3 separate regions of the Homo sapiens genome follow, and regions 1 and 3 are each linked to region 2. Evidence: read pairs that join two places in POLR2A ChIA-PET (ENCODE). Cell type or tissue: K562. All regions are shown on one strand.

Region 1 (5,000 bases), 200 kb before region 2:
TGGCCACTCTGTGATGCCATCCCAATTTGGCTTTTGGGTGCTCTTAAAATCCCTCACCGAGATGTATTCTCTTTCTTCTCAATGTTGACAAGGCTATTTGGGAATAAGTCTTCCCATAAACAAGGACATCTTGACACTCAGACTTTGATCATCGATGCTTTCAAGAAGAAAGGTTTTTGATCAAAGAGGGAAAATGAGAATGTGTGTGTGGAAAGTATGTGTATATATGTGTGTGTATATATTTATATGTGTGTATATGTGTAGAAATATGCCTTTTATCTGAGGAATGGGAGCCCTCTTAAACTACTAGGCCTGAAGAGGCATTAAAATGAGACAGCAGTCACGTCCTACTTCCCCCAACCCTTGAGCTATGTAATCGTCTCTTTAAACTGCTTGTATTGCCACATATAAATATAAATTAACCTAACTATGCCACATGCCAGACACCATAACCCACATCCTATAGCTCAACAATGTATAGCCAATCACTAATCAATGTTATTTCTGTAAACCAATAAGAATTCCTGACAAAAACTGTATCAGCCCACCACTTGTCCCCCTTTTTGTCTTTAAAAATCTGCTTGTAACAAAGACTGAATGAAGTACTCCCCAAGGCAACTTGGAAGTGTGTCCCAGGCAGCTGTCCTCAAACGTGGCCCAAGTTAACTCTCTATATTAATTTTGCTTCAGCTTCTTCCTTCAGGTCAACAGCTAATATACTGAATTTTTTATTTCTATCATTCTATTTTTCAATTTCAAAAGTTTTCTTTGGCTCTATTTTACAATTTCTATGTGTTTATTAATATTCTCTATTTGATGAGACATAATTCATGTACTTTTCTTTAGTTCTTCACACCTGGTTTACCTTAGTTCTTGGGCATATTTATAATAGCTGATTTAATGCCTTTCTCCACTAAATCCAATATTTCTTTCCTCAGAGAAAGTTTCCATTGACTGTGTTTTCCTGCTTTGGGCCAAATTTTCTTTTTATTTGGAAGTCTCTTAAGTTTTGTTGAAAACTAAGCATTTTAAATAATATAATGTAGCAACTCTGGAAATCAGAACACTCCCTTCTTCACAGAGGCTGTTCTGTCTGTTTGCTATTTGTTTTGTGACTTCCTGGGCTAATTCTGTGGAGACTGTGATCTCTGTTGTTAAGTGGCCACTGGAGTCTCAGTTGGTTTGGAGGTCAGCTAATCACTGAACATAGATATCCTTAAATGTGTTGAGTCTTCCCGCCGCTGCCGTGGGGCTCTGTTCGGTGGGGGTGATATTTCCTTACCCACCTGTCAGGCTGTTTACATCCCTGTCTTCTGCATCGCTTCCTGCCTGAGGCAATCACGAGGTAAAAGACTTGGACCCCTGCAGCACTCTCGTAGGCCTGTGCAACCCTGCACCTGTACAGGACTCTATTCTGGGGATTAGCTTGGAACTTTTCAAAGCCCCTTCTGGGCATCTCAGTCTTCAGTCCTCAGATTGTCCTTTTTTTTCTTGTCAGCCTTTTTGTTCCTTTGCTCCTAATGCTAGTGTTGCCTCAGGCATCTGTCTGTCACTGATTTTTTTTTTTTCAATAAATGCCACAGGGGAAAAGCTGTCCACACTGACTAAGCTCTGAGTCAGGTCAAGTAAAGACAAGCCCTTGAGTGGAGGTTTCCAGGGAACTTCCAGACATGTCTGTGAAAGGAAAGTAAAATCTTGGGACCCCAAACTCACTATGCCAAAGGGAACATTGAGCATGGGTACTGAGTCATGTAAAAAAGGAAACTGCTTTCCTTTTGTTCTCAAACAGATGGCTGCAACATCGAAGGCTGCATAGCTCCCCAGGTGGCCTCCATCACAAATTGCTCACAAGGAAATTCCTTGTAGGCCCTCAAATCTTTGATAATATATATTCCCCCTATAAATGAACCGTAAAACAGAGTTGTGTTGAATCTCACCCTGACAATGTAAATTAACAGCTTGTCTCACAGGTGTGGGACAAAGACAAGACTAGAAATTATTCCTCCACCCACCCTGAGGTAAATGCATATTTGACCTCTTCCTTACACTATACTTACTTCATCTTATGCAAAATGTAGACCTATGGACCATGAGATGAATGCATAGTTGACTTTTTCCCCACTCCTCTCTTTCCACGTGTCAAATGTGGATTCAGCAGGCACTAATCAGGGCCTCACAAGAATGCAACTGCTTGCCTCACAACCTAACTCCTGCTCTTTTCTTCTTAATTCCTTTCCCTCCCAACCACTCTTTCACCCATAAATACTGAAGTCCTCAAAACTCTCTTTGGAAAAAGCACAGGCCACAGATCCTACTGTAACTTGTTTTCCAGGCATTTCCCCAACTTTGGCAAAATAAACCTTCAAAACTACTGACATCTGCCTCAGACACTTTTTAGTTTACATATCCCATGTCCAATCCCAGAGTACCTGAGGACAGGAGCTGGGGAGCTCAGACCGATGCTACCCCTTCTAGTGGCTGGGAGGCTGCTAATTTCCACAGCAATCATGATTGTGTGGCTGCCAGTTTTCAAGGCTACTGCAGAGCTGATGGAAGAGTGTTGCAGTAGGAAAAGTTAAAATGCCACAAAGCTCTTAGGAAGATTCAGCATTTTTCTTGAATACAATTTCTTTGGGTTGTTGCAAGAGTGGTTAATTTCTAGAGTCTTGAAAAGGTTTATTCTTACAATTTTTCCAGTATTCATACTGCCTTCGTGGAAGAACGTATTTTTGAGGTCCTTACTCCACCATGCTGTTTAATCTGCAGGTGGACATTTTAAAACAAAGAGCACTTACCTAGTAAAAGGTGCGTAACTACTAAAATGTCTAGTAGTTAGGGACTACTAAATTGGTATACAAGTAGCAAATATAGAAAGCCTGAAGGGGAATGAAAAAGGCAGAAACTATTAGCTTAACAGAACCTCCCACCACAAGGCTGAGATACAGATCCCTCCGGGAGGGTGTGGCTTCTCCAGGCAGTGAGGACACTTGCTGGGGGCACAGACCATGGCGAGTCAGAAGCGAGCACAGCCATGCCTCTGCCCAGCCACCCACTGGAAGCCACACTGAAAGAACGTCAGATGTGAAGCCCCTTCCTCTTGCTATGGTGCCTGCAGTCCCTCTAGCACCATATTGACAAATCCTCACGTCACCAGCTGGCAAAACAGACGTTTACACTGTCCCACTTCAGCATCGCAAAACAAAGCCAAGAAAAGTGAACTTGGAGCATAAAGGCAATATACTGATAAGGGGCACTGCACCTCTTGATAATATACTGATAAGGGGCACTGCACCTCTTGATAATATACTGATAACGGGCACTGCATCTCTTGATAATATACTGATAACGGGCACTGCACCTCTTGATAATATACTGATAACGGGCACTGCATCTCTTGATAATATACTGATAATGGGCACTGCATCTCAATAATATACTGATAATGGGCACTGCATCTCTTGATAACGGAAATGCAATCCTCTGTAGTGCATCCAGCTCCAGCCCCTCTGCCAACCATGCAGAAGCCAGCAATCTATAGGCATCCCCAAAATGGAAGCTTCTTTATTCAAATGACATCTAGTCTTATCAAGACCCAAGTCCATTTGATCCAGGAAGCCTTCACCCTGTTAGTAGGCTTTCACATTTTCTTATGCTTATCTGGTAGGTTCTTTGAATGTGTGAATTTGTATTTATGTTAGTATTCTGTATCTTAAACCTGAATAGCTGGCAGCCTAAAGTTGGTGAGCTTTCAATTCAATAATAGAATTGGCCACTTAGTGAAGCATATTTTATAGTCTTGGAGATTGATTCAGACTGATTATATTTGGGAGGTATGACTAAGTCCTTGAGCCGCTATCTTCAGTTCCAAAATGTAACCAGGTTGCCAGCTGCTCTTCCTTATAGGAAAGAGCTACAGGGCAGAGTCGGGAGCCACGTGGCAGCTACAGACAGAGATGCCCCATCCCGCATGCTCACCACAACTGGCTCCCAGGGCATCTTGCAGGAAACCTCCTGGTAGAATGTTTTAATAACTTTATTTGAGAAGTCATCTTCCAAAACGGCTGCCTAACTGCATGTTTATTTATAAAACAAAGAACTGACTTGGGGAAAACATGACAACTAAAAACAGTTGGCCTTAGGATACTGTAAAGAACAATCATTTGAATTATTTTTCCTGCAGGACTTTGGCGGCTTCAGAGAGCGGACAATTGCCTCAGAAGTAACGTGCAGTGAATATCCTTGTCATCCTGGTGGTTTCACTGTGGATTCCCTTTATTCTCCACCTAGGAATATGATGAAAGTCACCCTAAAGTTCATCCACATTGGAATTTAAAGATGAAAGGTATTATCAAGTGTAATTTTCTGGATGTGAAATACCAGCAACAGAGAGAAGAAGGAGCAGAAATAAAGCCACTTCAGAGCACAGGCACTAACCCAGATTAGTGAGAGCAACGTTGCCACATATGCGTTTTAATCAGTTGAGAACCTCTGCTTCTGAGGAACAAATCGTCAGTCTTGTTGGGGCTGTAGATGGGGCATAAGAAGGGAAAGCCAAGATTTGAAATGATGGAACGTGGCGTTTCTCCAATTGTCAAGATTATTCTGTAACCAGAGTCTGAGGTATTCCAGGGAAATGTACCTTTTTGAGGACTTGCCAGGAGATTATTTTTGCCCTTAAGGTAGAATCATAGACAGAAACTTTTGTTCCATAATGTCAGTAGCTGAGGCAGCTGTGACACCCACTGCTCTGAGGCATGGTCTCCCACAGAGGGCCCCTGAGTCCCTCTGCTTTTCCCATTTCCAGCAGTGGGTGTTGGGCGTGTGGCTGCCTCACGGCTCACAGGTCAGCAGGCCGTGTCCCTCCAGAACAGTTTTCAGGTTTCCAGGTGGTGTGAACCACTGGGAACATTGGATGCCTGGCAGAGAAATTCCAAAAAGAAGAGGCACGGACCATGAAACTTTTCAAAGATTTAAAACCATTGGTCTCAGTTGGGGTCTTG
Region 2 (5,000 bases):
ACACAATGGGGAGTTGAGACAGACACAATGGGGGGTGAGACAGAGACACAATGCGGGGAGGTGAGACAGAGACACAATGAGGGGTGAGACTGAGACATAATGGGGAGTTGGGACAGACACAATGGGGGGTGAGACTGAGACACAATGGGGAGTTGGGACAGACACAATGGGGGGTGAGACTGAGACACAATGGGGAGTTGGGACAGACACAATGGGGGGTGAGACTGAGACACAATGGGGAGTTGGGACAGACACAATGGGGGGTGAGACTGAGACACAATGGGGAGTTGAGACAGACATAATGGGGGGTGAGACTGAGACACAATGCGGTGGGTGAGACAGAGACACAATGAGGGGGTGAGACTGAGACACAATGGGGGGATGAGACAGACACAATGTGGGGGGTGAGACAGACACAATGGGGAGGTGAGACTGAGAAACAATGTGGGGGATGAGACAGACACAATGTGGGGGGTGAGACTGAGACACAGTGGGGGGGGATGAGACAGACACAATGAGGGGTAAGACAGAGACACAATGGGGGGGGTGAGACTGAGACACAATGGGGGGTGAGACTGAGACACAATGGGGGGTGAGACTGAGACACAATGGGGGGTGAGACTGAGACACAATGGGGGATGAGACTCACACACAATGGGGGGTGAGACTGAGACACAACGGGGGGTGAGACTGAGACACAATGTGGGGTGAGACTGAGATAAAATGGGGAGTTGGGACAGACACAGTGGGGGAGCTAAGGCTGAGACACACTGTAGTGATGACACAGACACAGTGGAGGGGATGAGATTGAAGCATAAAGGGGACAGAAGCCGAGACATGATGGGTGAGGGGTTGAGAGTAGACAGAATGTGGAGGAGAGTGAGACTGAGAAACCATGTCAGAAACCACAAGCTAAATCAAAAGGGAAACAGTAATATGGAAAAATATATGCAAGAAATACGAAAAGGAGTTAGTATTCTTATGGTTGAGTCAGTAAGAGAAACACCAAGAGTCTAACAGATAGTAACAAATTACATAAATTTCAATCCAAAAAAACACAAATAAAAATGTTTAAGAAATATTCAAAAATTACCAATCCATTAAACAGCAACACTGCCACTTCCTACCTACTTAGTGGAACTCAAACATCTGAGAGAACACTTCGGAATACAGATGCCATTCTCAAAATTGAAGTTTTTCTTTGTTGACCAGGAGCATACTGAAGGGACCTGCCTAATTTTTACAGATGGCTGGGTCCTGAGACAGCCAGATGTCCCCTGGGCTGGCTGGAAGAGGGGATCCCAGAGCCCACACGGGTGTGGGAGCGACCGGGATGACCACTGCATGTAACCTAGGCAGGGAGGCCAGGCGCAAGACCGCACACCAGGAGTGGGGAGCAGAGCTCCCAGGTCCTTGGGCAGCTGACAGTTTTCAGTCAGCACCAGCTCAAAAACCTCACACTGGCCTGTCGTGGAAGTTGTGACGGAACAAAACTGTGTACACTTGGCCCGCACAGAGAGACTGGACGTCCACTCTGAGGTCTGCAGCGATGGAAGGGAAGGAGTGTATCTCATCCCGCACAGGAGACTGGACGTCCACTCTGAGGTCTGCAGTGATGGAAGGGAAGGAGTGTATTCTTGTCCCGCACAGGAGACCGGACGTCCACTCTGAGGTCTGCAGTGATGGAAGGGAAGGAGTGTATTCTCATCCCACAAAGGAGACCGGACGTCCACTCTGAGGTCTGCAGCAGTGGAAGGGAAGGAGTGTATCTCATCCCACACAGGAGACCGGACGTCCACTCTGAGGTCTGCAGCAGTGGAAGGGAAGGAGTGTATCTCATCCCATACAGGAGACCGGACATCCACTCTGAGGTCCGCAGCGATTGAAAGGAGGGCGTGTATTATCCCACACAGGAGACCGGACGTCCACTCTGAGGTCTGCAGCGATTGAAAGGAGGGCGTGTATTATCCCACACAGGAGACCAGACGTCCACTCTGCAGCGATGGAAGGGAAGGCGTGTATTCTCATCCCATACAGGAGACCGGACATCCACTCTAAGGTCTGCAGCGATGGAAGGGAGGGTGTGTATTCTCATCCCGCACAGGAGACCGGACGCCCACTCTGAGGTCTGCAGCGATGGAAGGGAGGGCATGTATTTGCAGGGTGCCAAGCAGGAGGGTGGGGCAGCTCCGCCTAAGTCCTGAACTCCCCACTGGCTGCAGACAAGGGTTCTAAAGGCAGCAGCGAATTTCAGGAAAGCAGAAGCTGCAGGCAAAGTCGTCAATCAGGACGTTGGGCGTACACGTGGGTTTTGACCTAAAAGGGTGGGAGATCTCGAAGTGAGGACTTAGGGGTCATCAGAGGATTCAAGGATTTCCTGATTTGTAGTTGGTTAAGGAAGAGCAGCTTTGTTTAAAAATTGGGGTCGGCAGAGAAATTGTTAACCGACTCAGGGGTGTGGCTCCCTCCAAGCCCCTCAAGAAGAAATTTAGACCCAAAGAACAGTGATCAGAGGTCAGCCTCCCGTTCCCCCCATCTAAGGTCTCTTCGTGGGGGTCCGCAGTGGGGTCTGGGCTTCTGAAAGGCAGCTCGGGGACATGTGTGAAGATGGGATCTTTAGAGTCTACAGAGAAACAAAAATCTCTGGACTCACTCCCCTGGCTGCTGACTTGGGCTGCCCGTAACCTTCTTGCTTATCAGGTTGTTCATTTACAGGCGAGCTGGCTTCCCCTTGAAGGAACTCTTTGCAGGGGGCTGGAGGACTGCAGGCCTCTAACAAGGGAGTCCCTGCTCCCTCTCAAAATGAACCCTTGATCCTTGGAGGGACTGTGAACTTTAACGTCCACACTCCGCAGGCCTTGAGGTGTCTGGGGACAGCCCCCCTTCCCACCGCCCGGGGGCGGCCCCTCCTCCGCACCCTGGGCAGAAAGAACGCGATGCCGTCATCCTCAACACGTGGCTCGGGCAACGGTTGAAATGGAGAGTTTTCAAGAATTATTTTTAATAAAATAAACCCTGAGGTCAGAGACTGGTCATGTCAGGCCCCGGGGCAGAGACTGTTTACAGTCTTTGGTGCCTAAAGAAAGGTCAGAGAAATTCCAGGGCTGCCCTCCCTCCACAGGAGGTCAAGTTTCATCACCAAGGAGGCCCCTTCTGCAGCCTGTGGGCTCTTTAAAGACCACACCCCTGCCTGTGCCTGCGTCAGAGCCCAGGTTCCCCGCTCTGCCCCCACCAGCTACTGCCCTTGGGCCTGGCACTCTCCCCAGGAACGCCTGTGAACAGCACTGTCAGCTCATCTCCCTGGGCTTCTAGTCAGAAAGGCTGGTGTGCAGAGGCTCACAGGCCACCTGTGCTATTTAAACATCGCAGTCAACTCCCCTTTGCCTGTTCCTATAGAAAACAAGGTCTAACAGTCATCTCCTTCCTCTAAAATAAGCAAAGTGACATTGCAGACCGTGTATACTACCTATTCTGTGTATGCGCACGTGAGCATGGCTGGTCACCGAGGCACAAAGCGTTTAAGAAGGCCCTGCTCAGGCCCAGCTCATACTTGGGTCAGAGCTGGGGACCCTTTCATAGCAGCCCCCTGCCAGGAAGTGCCAGCCAACTAGTGGCCAGATTTCTGAGTCTCACAGACATAAAAAGTCTGAAAGGGTTGCCTGTTGTTTCATTTTGGCCAGTAAAGTCTCAAAATAGGAATGGCCAGCTTTTATCAACAATATTTCAAAAGGATTTTTTTTTAAAGGACTCTCTGTTGAAAACATTTCTGTTTAGAGCTGGAGAGTCTCTTGTCTAGAATTATCTCATCCCCTGAGAATAAGAAGCAGCATCTGGCGGAAACCCCAGACCCCGCCAAGAGTCTGCCGTGCCCACCACAGTCGTGGCACAGCGTGTGCACCAAGGGCCTGCCAGGCCCACCGCAGGCATGGCACGGCATGTGCACTTTTTTCCAGGTGCCTGAAGCCCTCTGAGCACACGAGAGGGACAAGGCTGTCAACTCTGGGCCACACTCAATCAGCTCACCCTCCCACAGCCCACGTACAGGGAGCTGGCCCAGTTTGGGTGGCCAGACCTGTCTCATCTCTGGATCCACCCTGGCCCCGGTCAATTATGTTCTAGAGTGTGGGGGCATTCATGGATTTATAGATGTGTAGAAATGATCAGTTCTGACCCCGAGCCTCCGTTCACACAAACCCCCAAGCGCAAAGCTCCCGGCAGAAGTGCGACAGGGGCTCTCCAGGCCCACAGCCGCCTTTGTGTCCACACATGACATCACTTCACTGTGGGTGTCCTGAGGAACACAGCGTCCTTGGAGGGTTCCCTGAGGTTGGCGTGACCACAAAGGACAGCTTACTAGCAAGGAGCTGCCCTCACCCCCAGAAACGGTCACAATAACTCACAAATTATAAACACCTGAAAATCCACCAGATCAGCCGTTCCAGAGCCCAGCATTAGGAGGATTTGGCTGGGAGAAAGCATGGAGGCTGTCATGGCTGGCATGGGAGGGGGCGCCGGGGACACAGGCCAGGGAGAAGTCCCGTCCCCAAGGCTGCCTCCCACACGGGCGAAGCCAGCACCTGCCCATGCCCTCTGGCCTCTACAGCCTTGCAGGGCCACAGAAGGGCCCAGCTGCTCACCTCCACAGCTCCTCCTTCCCAAGATACTTCCCACATATGATGTGACTCTGACCTCGGTCTCCCAAGGAGTCCCATGCATTCATCTGAGCAGGGCATGGGGAGGCAGCTGGCCGTGCTGAGCAGGAGGGTGTGTGGTGCCAGGGCCCAGGACAGGTCCGAGGTCTGCAGTGCCTGGGCAGGGCCTGAACAGAACATCTCCTATGGCCACTGCATGTCCGCCTCCCCCCACACCAGGTTTGCCCACTGAGGCCAGTGCCCTGGACACCAGCCAAGGGCCCTGCCATGCCCATGACTTGTGCAGACCCAAAAGAGGGACAAGGCCGAGATGATTTAATGGCCCAGGGGAGCCTGGAGACCTCATCT
Region 3 (5,000 bases), 58 kb after region 2:
AAAATAAAAGAACTTTTTAAGACACCACACACAAAAAATGAGTCCAGCTTCTCATTGAGAGTGAGCATGTTATTGACACAGACAGATTCAAAATCCTAAGAAGGATAATGAGGAAAATCGGTTTTTACAAATAATTATTAATAGACCCAATGCTCTTAGAGATTCCTCCTCCCTGAGCACCTTTTGAGCAAGAATCTTTCCTCGGAGCTTTGGGAATTCCCCTTCTAGCCCTGTGGGAACCCACAAATCATAGACCAGGGGCTCTGTAAATTCTGCAGGGGGAAAATCCATTTTGTGGATAATTTATTGCAAAAGAGTTGAAAAGGGGTGTTGGTTAACTAGAAAAGCTTATGCAGTAAATAGAGAAACCAACCATTCGACTCCATTGTGGCTACAAAAATGGTGGAAAATGACAGGTCTTTCAGTCCTCGCCACCTACTTCCCACACTTCAATAGTGTTAACCCTTAAGGACCATCATCATCAAGAGGCCTTAATAGAGAATCCACTGAAATGAAACCACAATCAATTCAATGCTAGCTACTTGGCCTATAAATTGAAAGCAAAGTAAATACAAATTACTCTGCCTGCTGTGATGGTGAATGAGGTTTTTAAACACAGCTACTTGTCAGATTTTGGCCCTTTATTTTTATTTTCCCCCTCCTTTATCTGAGTTTTACTTTTCTCCTAGGGCGCCTTTCCAAGGTGTTTGTAAATTGCCCCCAAACGTCAGGTCTGCAGTTGGCATCTCACCACTTATGCCTGCGCTTCACTGAGGTCCGCAGGGCTATGGAGGCTGAGCTGAAAGCACTTCCAAGTGATTCCCCAAGGAACGTCCTCACAGGAGCGTTCAGAGGGGCCCAGCCAGTGCTCTTGCTGCTGAAGGAGCATCCCAGGGAGGTGACGAGCCCAGGGCCCCTGGCACAGGGTGGCCCTGGAAGAAAGCACTGTGCTCCCAGCACTTGAACAGGACCCTTCTGCAAACACAGCGCTCGAACGGAACCCTTCTGCAAACACAGGGCTCGAACGGAACCCTTCTGCAAACACAGGGCTCGAACGGAACCCTTCTGCAAACACAGGGCTCCAACGGAACCCTTCTGCAAACACAGCGCTCCAACGGAACCCTTCTGCAAACACAGCGCTCGAATGGAACCCTTCTGCAAACACAGGGCTCGAACGGAACCCTTCTGCAAACACAGGGCTCGAACGGAACCCTTCTGCAAACACAGCGCTCGAACGGAACCCTTCTGCAAACACAGCGCTCGAACGGAACCCTTCTGCAAACAGCATTTGCATAAATTGCACCGTCATTTTTGTACTTATTTTACATCAGAGAGGTAGGCTGGGCTTTTTGAAAGAGGCACACTGGCTGATCTTGCTCCTGATCAGCTGAATCCCTTCTTTGTAAAGCAGGGAAGATAACAGCCACCTCTGAGGGCCAATGTCAAGACCCAGGCCTTCAAGGCTCCTAAGAGAACAAGGTGGCTGTGCCTTGGGAGGCTGAGGCCAGAGGATTGCTTGAGGCCAGAAGGTCTAGACCAGCCTGGACAGCATAGCAAGACCCTGTCTCTACAAAAAAAAAAAAAAAAAGTAAAAATTAGCAAACATGGTGGCTGGCATCTGTAGTCCCAGCTACTCTGGAGGCTGGGGCAGGAGGATGGCTTGAGCCCAGGAGGTTGATGCTGCAGTGAAACATGATCATACTACTGCACTCCAGCCTGGGCAATAGAGCAAGACCTTGCCTCAAAACAAACAAAAACAGCACGAGGCAGCCACATGGCTATTGCAGGAGCAGGAGGGGCTCTCCCAGCAAACTTCTGCTTGGGCTGACGTTGGGCCCTGTGGGCATGGAGCTTTGGGCCCCTCCCCCTGGAATGGGTTGTGCTGCAGCACAAGGCACTGTCTCCTGCGGAGGAGCCTGGTGGAGTCGGCCACAGAGGAAAGGGTTTAATTCATCCTCGCTACGTTTCCCACACATGCTGGGGAGTACCATACACGCCAGCATTGCACTGGCTTCTCCTGGGTTGACCAGAAGTTTCTGTTGTGCCTGGTGTGGGCAGTTGTAAATTACAGGCTTTGAGTCAGAAGAAACCTTAAGCCCACCTGATGCTCTCGGCTCCGACTGTGCTCAGGCTCTGGCTCAGCAGCCTGTGCTCCCCGGCGTGTCCCCGCCTCACTTCGTCTAGGGGGTTGCTCTCCTGGAGGGCAAGGAGGCTGCAGTGTCACGGCTGCACCTCCCCGCACGATTCGGCAGGACGTGCCCAGACGGCAGGACTGAATTTTCCTGTTGTGGCAAAATTAAATTCTGAGCAAGTGTTATAGGAGGAGTTTTGTCTGTAAACGTTTATTCAAGAGGCAAAGGTAGCCTTTCTGGCTGAAAACTAGAAACTCATTCTATTTAACTAATGTGTAGTTTGCGGGGAGGTGGGATTTAGATGTATTTAAACCCCACCCCTGAACTATTGTGAGCTTTCTAGTGTGTGAAGCCAAGATACCGAACAAGTCGGCAAGAGACAAAAACGGGGAGATGCCAGGACGAGCATCCGTTCTGCTCCGCAGTGGCCCGGGGGCCGGTGTTCCCGCAGACACCAGCAGCTGATCCGCGCACAGAACAGGACCCCGGCCACGGTGAGGAAGAGAGAACGCGCACGCTTCAGATCTCTGGTCGGTAGGTGGCTGGAACGCCAGGTGTGGGGCGGGCGCTGCAGAGCCTCCCACGCGGCACAGGCTTCTGCCTGCTTTTCAACCACGGCTTTGCTGCTTTGACATTTCTGGAATCAAGGTGCACCTCATAAGCAACACCAACGAAAATCAAGTAGGGACGAGGCTGTGGCTGACGGGCAGGTGCAGACCACACCCTCTCCACGACCTGGGGCGTGTCTGTGGCTGACGGGCAGGTGCAGACCTCACCCTCTCCACGACCTGGGGCGTGTCTGTGGCTGACGGGCAGGTGCAGACCACACCCTCTCCACGACCTAGGGTGTGGCTGTGGCTGACGGGCAGATAGTGAGTAAATTGAGGCACTTCAGGTGCTCCCCGGAGCGGAAGGCCGAGGGGCCCTCAGGGTCCCACAGACACTGGGGGGCAGTGGCTGACACGTCAGGAAGGGCTGGCCTCAGCGCGTGGCATTTAAAGCCCCCAGGCAGGGAGGGGTCCCCTGTGTCTGATACAGCACGTAGCTAAACAGCCCTTGTGTAAAAAGTGACACGCCCGGCGCTGCTCTTTCCCTAGGAGCGCTGTTATGGAGTTGGCGGTGGACCTCACGAGTGCCGAGTGCATTTGCTCCCCGGGGAGGCTCGATGCTCAGGGACTCCAGGCCTCGGCGTCTGCAGCAGATAATCACAGAGGCTTGCCAGGTGGCCTCCGGTGAGCTCCGTGTGGCTGCAGCCCAGCTGGAATCGCTGAGATTAGGGAGGAAGAGGGGCCGGTTCCTCATAGCCCGTGGCACGTGGGAAGGATGCGCCCCCGGCGTAGAGCCCGCGCTGGGGACCACAAACACGCCCCTCCAGCTGCTACCCACTTTCATATTCTGTTCAGGAGCTACCTGGTAGGTTTTTTGGTTAATTTTCAATGAATGTAAGTCTATATTTCTAATGTATAGGAATAAAACAAACAAAGAAGTAGTCTATCCACAACACACTTCCCAGGGGTTGGGCAGCAGTGGGCTCAGTCCTGCCAGAATCGGCCCCACAGGAGCAGCCCCAGCAGCCGGGACCTGGAGCCTGAGGCCAGCGCCGCAGAGGTTGGAATCCGGAAAGGAAGGCGCCCTCCAAAATGACGTGCAGTGAGTCTGGATGACTTGAGGAAAAGAAGAAGAACATGCATTTTGGATGTCTATTTACAACAACACTGATTTCTTAGATTTAGAGAAGGTGGCAAAACCCTCCACTGAATGTGATTAAAGTCGTGGAGAGCAAGGTGGGACCCAGGCCGGCAGCAGCAGCAGCGAAATAGATCAACAGACAACAGGGTGTTCAGGACCCAGTTCAGGGCTGGAGAGGACAGAGATCAACAAAGAACTTGGTCATCGCCAAGGAGCCCGATGCCGGGTGAGTGTGGACGGCAGCTCACGGGAGCCCTGCCCGTGCCCATCCTGGTCCAGCCACGCTTGCTCGAACCACAGAGAGGGACAGCTCAGCCCACAGCTACACAGAGGAAGAGCCTGGGCAGCTGCCCACAGCCCCAGGGATCAGGCCTAACATTTTCCTAAAACTTCCTATCTGTGTTGCCTTTTCCACTCGCACCGTCTCACTTACGCCACAGGCTGGGAGGTAAGCAGGGCACGTATAGTCCCCACCGGGCACTGGGATCTGAAGCAGTCGGCGACTTGCCTGGGGACAGGGCTGCTCCACAGATCTGGGCATCAAGCTGAGGTTCCGGCTCCAAGCCCTGTCGCCTTCTCGCCTCTTCATTTGCTTTGTGGCATCACAGCCTAAGCAAAAAGGAGAAAGCAGTTCGCTCAGGATGGGAGTACTCTCGTCCTGGCTTCCGGAAGGTTCCCGACACAGGTCCCCTCCTCCTACGGTGCAGGCCCCGGCGCTTACGGAGCCACTTCCCAGCCTCCCTGGCAGCCTCAGCACCACGCTGTCTCCGCTGCCGCTTTAACTGTGGACGTGGTGACCAGCAGCCTTCCAGAGGTGGCCCCTCCAGGAACGGTGGCATCAGCTCTGTGCAGGGAGGACAGCTGCTCCCAGACGAAGGGAGGAGGCCTGGGTCCCCACACAGTCCCTGATTCAGGGTCGTGCTGGACACGTATTCTGCACGGGGCAGATTATGCGGATTTTAGCCTTGTGGATCCTACAGCCGCAGCCACAGAAAGATGGAGACAAGGGCACGTGGCTGTGTCCCAGGAAAACTCTCTCTACAGCTGCCGGCCACTTCTGGCCGCCTCCCGGTCTAGACGCTCACATGAGAGAAAAACAGATTTAAAAAATCATTTAAGCCATTGCCTCAAGGCCATTTCACAAATCCAATGACAGGCCAAATTGGGCAAGCACAACTA

The links. Peaks named below come from ENCODE experiments on the same cell type or tissue, not always from the same donor. Only the 100,000 strongest peaks of a DNase experiment are listed, where the experiment ranks them.
Region 1: POLR2A ChIA-PET joins it to region 2 with 5 read pairs; 2 of 35 experiments call an interaction of 5 or more read pairs at or near these places.
Region 3: POLR2A ChIA-PET joins it to region 2 with 5 read pairs; 1 of 35 experiments calls an interaction of 5 or more read pairs at or near these places.

Annotation. Positions count from the first base shown.
Region 1 is chr7:159,215,078-159,220,077 of GRCh38, reverse strand. No RefSeq gene overlaps it. Among named protein-coding and RNA genes, the nearest start is that of VIPR2, 73 kb to the right of the region's middle. In K562, no CTCF peak of the experiment used is centred here; no DNase peak of the experiment used is centred here; H3K27me3 peaks cover 2,509 bases.
Region 2 is chr7:159,013,774-159,018,773 of GRCh38, reverse strand. It overlaps LINC00689 (long intergenic non-protein coding RNA 689), which reads right to left. Exons shown (of 5, transcript NR_024394.1): 2 at 1,128-2,316. Among named protein-coding and RNA genes, the nearest start is that of LINC00689, 7.9 kb to the right of the region's middle. RefSeq lists enhancers at 2,546-3,174, 2,935-3,464, 4,433-5,000. In K562, no CTCF peak of the experiment used is centred here; DNase peaks (open chromatin) are centred at 2,884 and 3,185; H3K27me3 peaks cover 1,108 bases.
Region 3 is chr7:158,956,013-158,961,012 of GRCh38, reverse strand. LOC124901794 reads right to left here and starts at 1,395. Exons shown (of 1, transcript XM_047421165.1): 1 at 621-1,395. The coding sequence starts at 1,309. The coding sequence ends at 755. It also overlaps a transcript of DYNC2I1 not described here. RefSeq lists enhancers at 3,080-3,309, 3,189-3,760. In K562, no CTCF peak of the experiment used is centred here; DNase peaks (open chromatin) are centred at 2,972 and 3,262; H3K4me3 peaks cover 451 bases; H3K27me3 peaks cover 1,125 bases.